2 separate regions of the Mus musculus genome follow, and region 2 is linked to region 1. Evidence: chromatin loops called from intact Hi-C (ENCODE). Cell type or tissue: heart. All regions are shown on one strand. Each heading gives the region's core, and the rest is flanking DNA. Links, peaks and the distances in the headings are about the cores only.

The links. A loop is a pair of places that touch in the nucleus more often than their neighbours do. Peaks named below come from ENCODE experiments on the same cell type or tissue, not always from the same donor. Only the 100,000 strongest peaks of a DNase experiment are listed, where the experiment ranks them.
Region 2: a loop joins it to region 1, with 2.2 times the contacts of the local background. A loop is called at or near these places in 3 of 42 quality-filtered maps.

Annotation. Positions count from the first base shown.
Region 1 is chr3:138,060,804-138,066,179 of GRCm38, reverse strand. It overlaps 1110002E22Rik (RIKEN cDNA 1110002E22 gene), which reads right to left and starts at 3,938. Exons shown (of 3, transcript NM_001370862.1): 1 at 3,882-3,938; 2 at 1-1,159. The coding sequence starts at 1,128. The region is part of intron 1 of Gm5105 (predicted gene 5105); the gene reads left to right. In heart, for the core only: no CTCF peak of the experiment used is centred there; a DNase peak (open chromatin) is centred at 2,009; H3K4me3 peaks cover 1,264 bases; H3K27ac peaks cover 2,727 bases.
Region 2 is chr3:138,117,653-138,123,028 of GRCm38, reverse strand. Mttp (microsomal triglyceride transfer protein) reads left to right here. Exons shown (of 18, transcript NM_008642.3): 4 at 4,609-4,716. Among named protein-coding and RNA genes, the nearest start is that of Mttp, 11 kb to the left of the region's middle. In heart, for the core only: a CTCF peak has its summit at 3,446; no DNase peak of the experiment used is centred there; H3K27ac peaks cover 1,900 bases.

The sequences.
Region 1 (5,376 bases), core at 95-5,094:
CACGTCGAAATCCATACCCTGCTCTACCTCAGTCAGCTGGATCTCATGGGTGGTGATGTAGTGTGCATCCTCGTTTCTCAGGGGACCCCTCTTGCTGTGGGACTTAGCAATAATGTCCTTGCAGGACGCTATTCCATCATCGACCCCTCCTCTTTTGTCCTCCCCCGCTCCTGCCCGGTCTCCTGCTTCTTCTCTGTGTTGTCGGCAGCTCGTTTCGGGATCACTCTCAAAGCCTAAGGATGAAGAGGAGGTGGCCAGGACCCCCAGTAACTTGGTGGGATCGTCCATTTTGGAAAGGCCATTGTCTTCTGCACTGTCCACCAGGGAGGAGGAGGAGGAGGAGGAAGACGAGAAGTCGTTCTCACAAGCCTGGGAGGGGAGGCACTGGGAGGAAGCAGGACTCTCCCCCGGAGCTGGAGCCTCAGGGGCATGGCCGCTGGGTTCATCCTGGGCTTTTGTCTTTGGACTCCTGGAGGCCTGCTGTTCTGGTGGCAGTTTCAGGGTCTGGGGACTCTCCCTTCGGAGTCCAGCTGAAGCACACGTCTCCACATACTTGGCTTCAGGCAGGGTAGAGGCTGACGGCTCAGGTAGTGGCCGCAGCTGCTGCCTGGGCTCCGGGCTGTCTTGTGGTCGGCTCACCGGGTCCTCCGCAGGCGTCAGGCTGGTCTGTGAGTTCATGTCAGACGTACCGCCTTCCATTCTGAGCCCTTGTCCAGGTTTCAGAGACAAGATGAGGCAGTGGTGAGCGCTGGGGCTGTCCTGGGTCCCCCTCTGGTCCCGGAGGGGCCACAGAGTGGCCTGAAACAGGTTCCCACGTGCTTGGGCTGGCCCCAAGGCTGTAGGTACCACTGCCACAGTTGCCACCACCGCCCAGTTCTTCAGCCCCTGTGGTGGGGCCTCGGCAAGCCAGAGGGAGGTGGGAGGGCTCCCAAAAGAGGCAGCAGAGGTGGTCTGTAGCCAGGGGGCTGCGGCTCTGGCCGCGATTGTGGCCAGTGTCCTGCTGCTGAGCTGTCCAGTCCAGTTGCTTGTCTGACAGCGTCGGTGGGTGGGGGTCTGAATGCCATTAGCCAGCGACGAAGCAGCATCTGTAGGTCGGACAGGGGTCTGCCAGAAATGAACGGAAAGCATGTGCTGTCCCTTGTACAGCTTTGTCGCTCTCCTGGATGGGGAGATAGAGGGTCACGTCATTCCAGAAATATTTTTAGTGTCCATTCCCTAGTCATATCGAAACTACACTTGAGGGTAAAAAGAAGAGATGCGGAGAGGAGGCGGGGTGGGGGAGGAATGTGGCTTCTGATTCAAATCAGCCAAATGTTCATTGTAATCTGTTTTAGAGGCGTCTAGCAAGCGCACAATTACCCTTCGCTGGCTGCCATCTTTCCCCAGCCTCTGATTAAATGAATTTTCTCTCCTTGTTCAAAATTCAAATTTTTTCACGGTACTTCAAATCCATTAAGGAAACTCCAGAAATATTTCAAGTCCCACTTGTGCATATGGTAATTTTATAGTTGCCTCATTTGCATTGTCTTTCCCTCTTTGGAGAGCAAAATCAGATGAGGGATGGTCATAGAAGCTTTCACAGGACAAGAATATTTCGTCATCCTTCCCTTTGGCCAGACTTATACTCTGTGAAACATAACCTATTTGTTTCAAATTGGGAAAACAAAAAACAAACAAAAAAAACAGAAAACAAACAAACAAAAAAAAAAACCCAACAACAACAACAAAAAAACCAAACCTCTTCTAAAATCCTTGCTGTGTTTACTCAAAGCTTAAAGGGGGAATTTCCCGAGACCTAAAAGCTCCTTAAATAAATTTAAGCTACAGGCATTCTGAAGGAATACAGAAAGACAATATGGACAATACTTCAAATCCCTACAGTGACTACTCAAGCTCAAAACCGTTCCTAAACTTGTAAACGCACTACAAGACAATAAGTCATGTTAAATATAGCCTTAGCTACAGCTCAGCGATTGGGTTCCCCTGGCTGCACGCCAGCTCTGCAGGGCAGAGAGTCAAAACGCAGGAAAGAACAAGGAATATGCTTACCCTCCCTGAGTACAGTGCGGCTTGGAGGGAGGTTCAGAGAGGAAATGTGAGCCTCTGGCATGCCCCTGAAAATACGGCCAAAATCCCAGTTCACCCGCTCTGAGATAGATTCATTCCAAACAAGTCAAGATCTGGACAGGCAGATTTGCCAAGGCAACAGAGGGGTCAGTGCTAGCAACCTTTGGGGCGATTCCCCGGGCATGGTCCATGGAAAACCACGACTAGGTTTTGGTGAGACCTGGCCCTCATCATCTGCCAGGCCCAAGTCCACCTCTATACATAGTCTGTGTGTCACCTATGCCGATTGGATAAAGCCCTATTTTAAACATCCACATTTGTGGAAAGGAAAATAACACCGCCAACCATCCCCTTTTGACATGAATGCCATCCCCACGCTGAAAAGGGTTCCTTCCTCTGAGTAGGCATGTGCGTAAGTGAGAAGTAGTCACCCCTGACAACTGCAGCGTCTACCTTCTCTCCCTGTAGGCATCCCAACCCCACCATTCTCCCTAGGACAAGCCCTCTGCCCTCTCTACTGCCACTAAAACGTGCCCAGAAGAGACTGAAAACATCTGGAATAAAGCAATGGTTATTAAGCCATAACTCAGGGTCATGGGAAAGAAAAAGAAATACCTTCCAAATCTTAGTTTCTTAATTAGTAAGTACAACTAACTAGGAACATTTTTAACATTTACGCACATATTAATGATTGAATTCTGGTAAGAACCACATGAATTAAGTACAATTACTATACTGATTTTATAGACGGGGAACCTGAGACACAGAGGTAGGGCATGATTCAAACCTAGGCAGTCCAGCTGGAGACCTTTACGGTTACGATAGGCAATCAAGGTGGGTCCCCACAGTCAAGGTGGGTCCCCACAAAACCATTCAGAGTTGTTACCCCGTCAACTATCAAATCTGCATGACCACAAATAATCTATGTAACTGGTTGAGGTTTGTTTGTTTGTTTTTATTTCAGATATTCAACCCGAGAACACTTTATGGACTTGGGGGGCTAAGGAACACGATTCTGTTAATAAAATGGATTAAATATAGTCCCCTTCTCTCAGGCAAGCAGACTTTTGAGCTCGCCATTTTTACTTTTCTTTGAGGCTGACCATGCCTTGGGCAGTAAGAAAGCCCTGGAGATAGTCCAAGACAGTGTGAGACACATGTGCTTCCTGGCTAATCAAGAGGCGAGAGTTTCTGTATAGTCCAAGGAAGAATCACTCTAGCGCTGTCATATGGCCCTGTCTGTCATCGCAACACAACAGATTTTTTTTCTTGAGTTTCTTCCTGTGGTTAGCAAAATATAAAACTGAAAGTTCTGACACACAGGGTATATGGTAATGTTCTCTCTCTCTCTCTCCCTCTCTCTCTCTCTCTCTCTCCCTCTTCCCCTTCTTCTTTCTTCCTTTCCTTTCCTTTCCTTTCCTTTTCTTGCTTGCTTTCTCCCTGTCTTCCTTCCTTTCTTCCTTCCTTCCTTCCTTCCTTCCTTTCTCTCTCTCTCTCTCTCTCCCTCTCTCTTCCTTCCTTCCTTCCTTCCTTTCTTTCTTTCTTTCTTTCTTTCTTTCTTTCTTCCTTTCTTTCTGTGTTTTCAAGGCTGGCCTCGAACTCAGATATCCACCTGCCTCGGCCTCCCCCAGTGCTAGGATTAAAGGTCCCAGACTACAACTGGTCACCATAATTTCTTAATACCCAAAGTTCCGCAAAACCTCCTGAGGTCTCCCCTCTCTGAGAACCCAGCCCTGGCCAAGCTCCCCACCTCCCCCCAACCCCCTCCCCCACAATCAGACACAGCCTGGTTCGGTTCTAACGTGGGTTCTTACCTTCAGAATAGGTGTGTGGCTCCTTCAAGGATTTCCAGCTAAACAATGCCAGTGTCGATATGGTGGTAGTGGGGGTTCCTTCATATAAAGTCAATTTCCAAAAGGTTTTTTTTTTTTTAAGTCAAACCAAAAATTCCCTTTGTGGTTTAAAATCAAATAAGCTGAAACACCATAGTAGGGCTGACTATTAAAAGAAAAGAAATGTATAAATAGAAAAACAGCAGCCAACTTTAGGGTAAAGAAGACAATTAAGGACTCCACACGGTTTCCCTTCTGGTGTTTTTCAGAGTTCTGGGTTAGTTTATGGTACCATGAAAAGGGGTGGTCTGAGATCTAGTGGAGTAGCTTGGAGTCATGGGTAGCTACCGTGTCCTTCATTCTTACAGGTGGGTAGCCACCGTGCCTTTTATTCTTACAGATGACTCTGATCACTTTTTTACAGATGAACTCAGTGGTTGCCTGCCTGACCTCAGGTGTTGAGCAATTGATGTGACTAATATTGCCAGTATTAACCCATGGTGAGCAGGCACGCGTGGTTAGACAGGCAAGGTATGCCCTGTTGATAACTTTATATGGGAACTCCAGGAGCAACAAAGGAAGTGACTCAGCGTTGTTACATTTCTCTCTGAGGAGAAAGTCTCTTAGCTTTCCTTGAAGGGTTTCTGAGATAGTTCAGTGTATGTAAAACCTTAACATGACTTAAGAAGTGAAGAACGAAGGCCAGACCACCCACCAGCTGATTAAAGGTCATGCTTATATTTTGGGTCTCCAAATCTGGCATAATAAGATAACTAAGTGTGCTATTCAAGAGAAGAAACCGTTCACAGAAGGCAAACCTTAGACTGGAAACGAAGAGATGTATTAGGTTAAACTTAACCTCAGAGTCAATGCCAAACCCTTGGCCAACCACAAACATTCTTAGTTTGTCTGGGGCACAGCAGGGAAGAGACAGTGGTGCTTTATATTGAGTTGAAGGTCTTTCCATAAAGATGTGTATCGCTCTCAGCACACACTTATGTGAAGAAGGCTTTTCTGGGGACCACTGCCTAAGACCTAGGACGTGGCTAGCACCTTTCCAAGCCTAGGGATGGACATGTGAAAGTTGGCATCTGAAAGAAGGTGCCCTATCATACTATTTAATGTACTAAAAGGTACGTGGTTATTGAAATAAGCCCTCCATAATCATATGACTAAAAAGTAGTTATTGTTTCCACTTTATGGACTGAAAAAAAAAAGCGAGGCTAAGTAAAAGCTTGTGCCTCTGTAGGGCTTTTCACCATTTTTCCCAATAATCAAATGCTGCAGCCCTGGTTAAAATTGGGTGTGAGGTGGACCCAACCAACCTTAAGTAGTTAATTGAGTACAAGTCTATGAGGTGTATGGGGGGGGGGGGTGTCACAGGACCATACCCATCGCAGGCTAATTAAGCTGTCTCATAGCCTTTAGCCAACTGCCCGCCTCCGGGACCAGCTGGTCCAAAGACATGGAGAAGCAG
Region 2 (5,376 bases), core at 324-5,323, 57 kb before region 1:
ACTCAAAATACCGACAACAAGTATTTGAATGTAAAAAACATCAGAAACCGGTGTTGCAAACAGGATGCAATTTTTTTTGTTATGGAGCCCTGAGAGAAGGAGTCCGGGGCAGGCATGTGCCAGCATCACGTAAAATGTGAACCCCGGTCTCTCGGAGCACCTTTGTTTTTCCCCACTACTCAGAATCTTCCTATAGATTCAAACTTTGCTTGCGCATCCTTCCTCCTTTTGGGATGCTCACACCCTCTTAGTCAGCAGGAGGCAAGCATTTGACTCCGCATCACTCTTGGTACCCCGGATCCCTTCCTTGGTTCTTCCCATTTTTCTTTCAGCCATCTATACTATATTCATTGCTAATTTTTAGCTTTCAGCAGGGAAACACCCAATCCTGTTTATAGTTCAGCCACTCCATTCCCTGCCCTATGGCTTTCTTCCCCTTCCCCAAAGTACCTTGTGCAGACTGGTTTGTCCATAAGCTTTCCTCACATCCCCCAAAGCCCACCAGCTTTTGGGAGTATTTCTTTTGATGCGTGTCACAGTGCAGTCTAATTCTCCCATGAGGCAGCAACCAGTTTCTCACGAGCGGCAATTACATCATTCTCTCAGTGCATACAGCAACTAACTGCTTATGGAGAAAATTTAATGAATGGAAAGTGGTGAACACCTAAGTTGATGTGAGACTAAATAAGCCAGTCTTGGCTTGTGATTCGTTAGTGATAAGGAAGGAGACCTCTGTGCTCGCAGTGGGCTCTGCCTGAAGATGCTACCAACATTTTCTCCTGGGCTAGTCAGAGACACAGGAGGCTGCTGCTGTGTTCATTCATCCTCCTGTGACCGAGGAGGACGGAGAGTTCTGAGGAGTTAAGGAAATTTCCAAAGGGCGCAGAAGTGGCAGGTCATGAAGTCAGCACTCGGAGCAAAGTCTACGCCCTCGCTTCTTTCTATGTTACCCCGTCCTCACATTGCAAGCCCCCCTGGGCTGACTTGGAAGTTTCCTTATGTCATTTTTCACTGTATGAATTCACTCACTTGATTTGCATATGGCTCCACTTTATTAACACACCACACAGTCCTTTCCTTCTCGGGACCTCCAAGGTGGCAAGCTTCTTGAGTCCATTAAATATTAATTGCATTTATTATCTTAACCACAACCTATCACTTTACAGTGCCTTTGCCAGAAGCTGAGTACAAAGTCTTGTTTTACACACACACACACACACACACACACACACACACACACACACACACACACACACACAAGAACTGGATGCCCTCAGTGATCAAAGGCTGGAAGAAGCTGCCACATCACTATTTTGGTGACACCAGTGTACCAGGTCAGTGGGAGCTGAGGTCTGTGATGACCTGCTGTAGCCACAGGTTAAAGTACATCATTCTATATCTCTTAGCTGTGCAATAAAGGGCTTGGAAAGGCTCTACCCTGTAGACTAAGAAGGAGCCAAAGGGAAGTTCCAGTCCCATCGCTGTTAGAAAGGTCACTGTCGTTTCAGATTATGAGGAGAGAAACTGAGAAAGCAGAGAAAGTGCTGATGGACAATTTTCTTAGAGGACATTTCTACCCTAAGCCAAAATTAAATTCTACTCAAAATTCTTGGGATTTCAAGAAAATCTTTTTTTTTTCCTTCCAGAGCCCTCCTTTCTCCTCTCCGCATTCAAAGCTCTCATATTTACATCATGAACGAACCTAACAAAGTAACTTAGATACATATTCATTCTATATTTTCTTTTTCTGACAGTCCCTCATTGCTCATACATAAGTGCATGGGCCTGACCTGATTTTCGTCTACATGGAATAAACTAAGCTGGGAGTATGGCAGTTCCCTCTTCCTTTCCTTGACACTGAAGGGTGAACGGTGCCTGTGCTCATAGCACAGATTCACTCTGGGCCTGAAATGCTAATCCAGCCAACCAGATAGCTTTCGGATTCCGCCCTTGGTTTCGCTTGTCTGTACTGATGAAATTAAGTCTGCCTCTTGCTGTGTGCTGTTTCCTGGGGTGGATCTCTGTTTACCTCAGGCTTAGCAGCCCCTTTGCAGGGCCTGAGTGTGGTGGTTGTCCACACCACCTTGGAAGCTTCCGGGTTCTTCCCCTATGTCTATTTACTCTGACAGCACTTCTTAACTGTGCTTTGCCTTAGCTAAATATCACAGATAGGATGGTGACTCCGTTTCTCAGGATCGATTCAATTTATTTCTGTTGTTTAGGCAGTGGATATAAATTTGCCTTCTGTTGTCATATCCATTTAAGAGGGGCAACTTCTTCCTAAGGGTAAATATAGTTCCAAAGAAAAAATGGCCCCCAGCTTGACCACCTGATGCCTGGGGTTTCCTTCCTGGCAGTCTGCCTCGCCTCACGCTGAGTTCCTGTGTGGCAAACTTAGTGTACTGTTCTCTGGAAACTCTAGTGACCGTGGATTCTGATCGGAAGTCTTAGCACCTGGACATTTAGAACTCATTTCAGAACTAAATGAAGTTATCAGCTTTATGGCCCGAACACCATAAAGCATACTCGGTTCCTCTTGTGAGATAGTGAATTTAAGATTACTGCTGTGACAGTCACATGGGTCAAACTTCAAAGTTCCAACTTATTCATGTTATCAATTGTTGATTAATTTCGATGTCTGACAAATATGCATAAGAATGGTATCTTCACTTTGGATGAGATTGGTCTGTTCTGAAGAATGAACAATTTTAGCTTCTGAAATATGGCAGCTGTACAAAGGAAAAAAAAAGAAAAAAGAAAAGGCTAGTTCACTTTACTAGTTCTAGGAAAACAATAGATACCAATAGAAAAAAAATTAATTTTTTTTCTATGAAGGGTTCATGCTTTTTGGATTATTTACTTGGAAAAAAATAACACTGCATCGTCATCTTATCAAGACAGCAAGATGGACGTCGCAGAGGTGACCAATGATAGATGAGCACGCGACCTCATTTGTAGACTGAGTGCAAGGCCGGAGTCTCCTGCAGCACGGCCAGAACTCTAAGAGCTCTTTGTAGGCTAGGGAAATGGGAGCGAATGAAGACAGAGTGTTAGCTTCCCCAGCTAATGGCTTCGGAAGCATTTCAGACTTGGACCAAAATATCACCCTCCATCGACACATACCATGGCCACCGTCCAAGCACGTCCGACTTTCCTGGGTCTGAGAACTCTACTTATAAGCCTTGTGTAGCCATGATGCCCAGAGATATCCAAGCATATGCACTGGAAATCATATGGGAAGGAAATCCCATAGCACGGAGCATCAGAAAGCCAGCTTGCAGCTGAGAGACAGCCAGTGGATTGTATGAGAATATGATCCCGGGATTTTCAGACAGTGAAGTCACTGGCACAGGTCCCCTTTAACCAGCACAGACAACACTATCCTTACCCTTGAGGGTGACGCAGTGGAGTGACTAAAACTGATCACAGATACAGTATCCAGCAAACCTGTCACTAGGCGGAGTATGTCTAGGAAGTAAAAATAGAGATTTGACGCGCTCATGTGGTTAATTCAGACACAATATTGCCTCCTAAGACATGAGGAATGTTTAGGCTGAATTATTCAACATTGATATTAATTAAATTCATTGTACTCCTGAGCTGTTGGAAATTCTCATTTTGTTGTTGTTGTTTATTTGTTTGTTTTTGTTTTGTTTTCTGAGAAGTGGATCGGCGGGGCAGGAATGTTCTGCCACCGCTTTTGTAGGTATTTTCACAGGGAAGACATATCTGTCCTCCATGTCTGAACCATAGGGTGTGTTTGAAGTCAGTAGGTGAAAGTAATGGGCTGCCCTCTAAAAACTTCTCTATGATTTCCGTGCTGTTTCTTATAGATGAACCAACTCATTAAAATGATAAAAGATATAGGGTCAGTAAGTGAGAAGGATATAAAACAGAGCCGAGTCACTTCCTATTCCTGCCAAATCACACTCCTTTCAACCCCCTCCCTATACGTTCTGATGAGAGCCTTCTGCAGTAGCTGGGCTGTGCAGTAGAAGCAGCCTCTCCAGCGCTGCAGCCTCTGCCATTCTGCTACCCGAGGCAGCGTCACTGCTCGGGAATCACGTTGGTGCTCTGCCGCTTGTTCATGGGTATCACAGCTGTTCATGAGCAAACTCCAGCGCCTCGTCATGGCCTACGCCATGACGTCACACCATTTCAGAAATGCAAACTGCCATTTGTGGTGATTCTCGTTCTCTTCTAAGAGCATTTCTTTCACTTTTGTTGTTGTTGTTTTTTTTTTTATTTGTTTATTCAGCTTTTGTTTCTAGCAGGTGAAACGTGTGTGCTGTGAAGGAAAATGATGGCCCAGCTTTGCTCCCCTCCACAGCTCTGGTTTTTACAGAAACCCTGGGCTCTCCCTTTCCACGGTGACCTTCATGCTCAGGACCTTTATTTTCGCCTCCTAAGTTCCATTTCCTGATGATCTCACTTCCTAGAAACTGAAACTGCTTCCTTTTACAAGAAAGAAATCACAGCTTTGCACTAACAGAATAATCTCTCACGTAATCAGTGGGTGTGAGAACCAGGCTTCTCCAGCCTCGCATTTAACTGAATCTGATAAACAAGGTCCAATGACTTCATTTATATTTTTCTTCTTCCCTTTAGGTCAAGGAGTTCTACTCCTATGAAAACGAGCCAGTGGGCATAGAAAATCTCAAGAGAGGCTTGGCTAGCTTATTCCAGATGCAGCTAAGCTCTGGAACTACCAACGAGGTACTTAATGCTAAGAAGTCAGCATTGGGTGAAGGGGAGAGGCAGGCACTCGCTGTAATCTCAGCTACTTGGGGGCTAAGGCCCAGTTTTAAGCAAAGGTCTGCCTGGGTCATAGAGTAACTTTAAGACAGTCTGGTGACTTAATGAAATCCACCATTTTTATAAAAGATGGTTGTGGCTACTACTGTGCCAGTAACCAGTGCAACAGGAAGAGACAAGTAAATTCTGGGAGTTCACAGACCAGCTCTGTTGACCCAGTTGGTGAGCTGCAAGTTCAGCGAGAGAACCTGTCTCAAGGGAATAAGTCAGAAAGTGATGGGGGGAGATAGAAACCTATGTCTCCTCTGGCCTACATGTATGCATATGGATGTGTGCACTCAGTCATATAATGCGCATTTACCACACATGCATAGATAATACACATATATCTCCCAAGCAATAATAAAATAAAATATAAAAGGAGCTAGAGATGTGTGTCAGTAGTTGAGAGCCTGTTGAGCAAGTACAAGGCCCAGTTCAAGCCCCAGTACTACAAATTAAATGAGCAGGTCAATAAATAAGTCAACCAACATCTTATTTGTCAACAGGTATATCAAATCATTTCTAAGCATTTTTGCATACTGAAATTCCACAGAAAATTATAACTGCTTTTAAGATTAA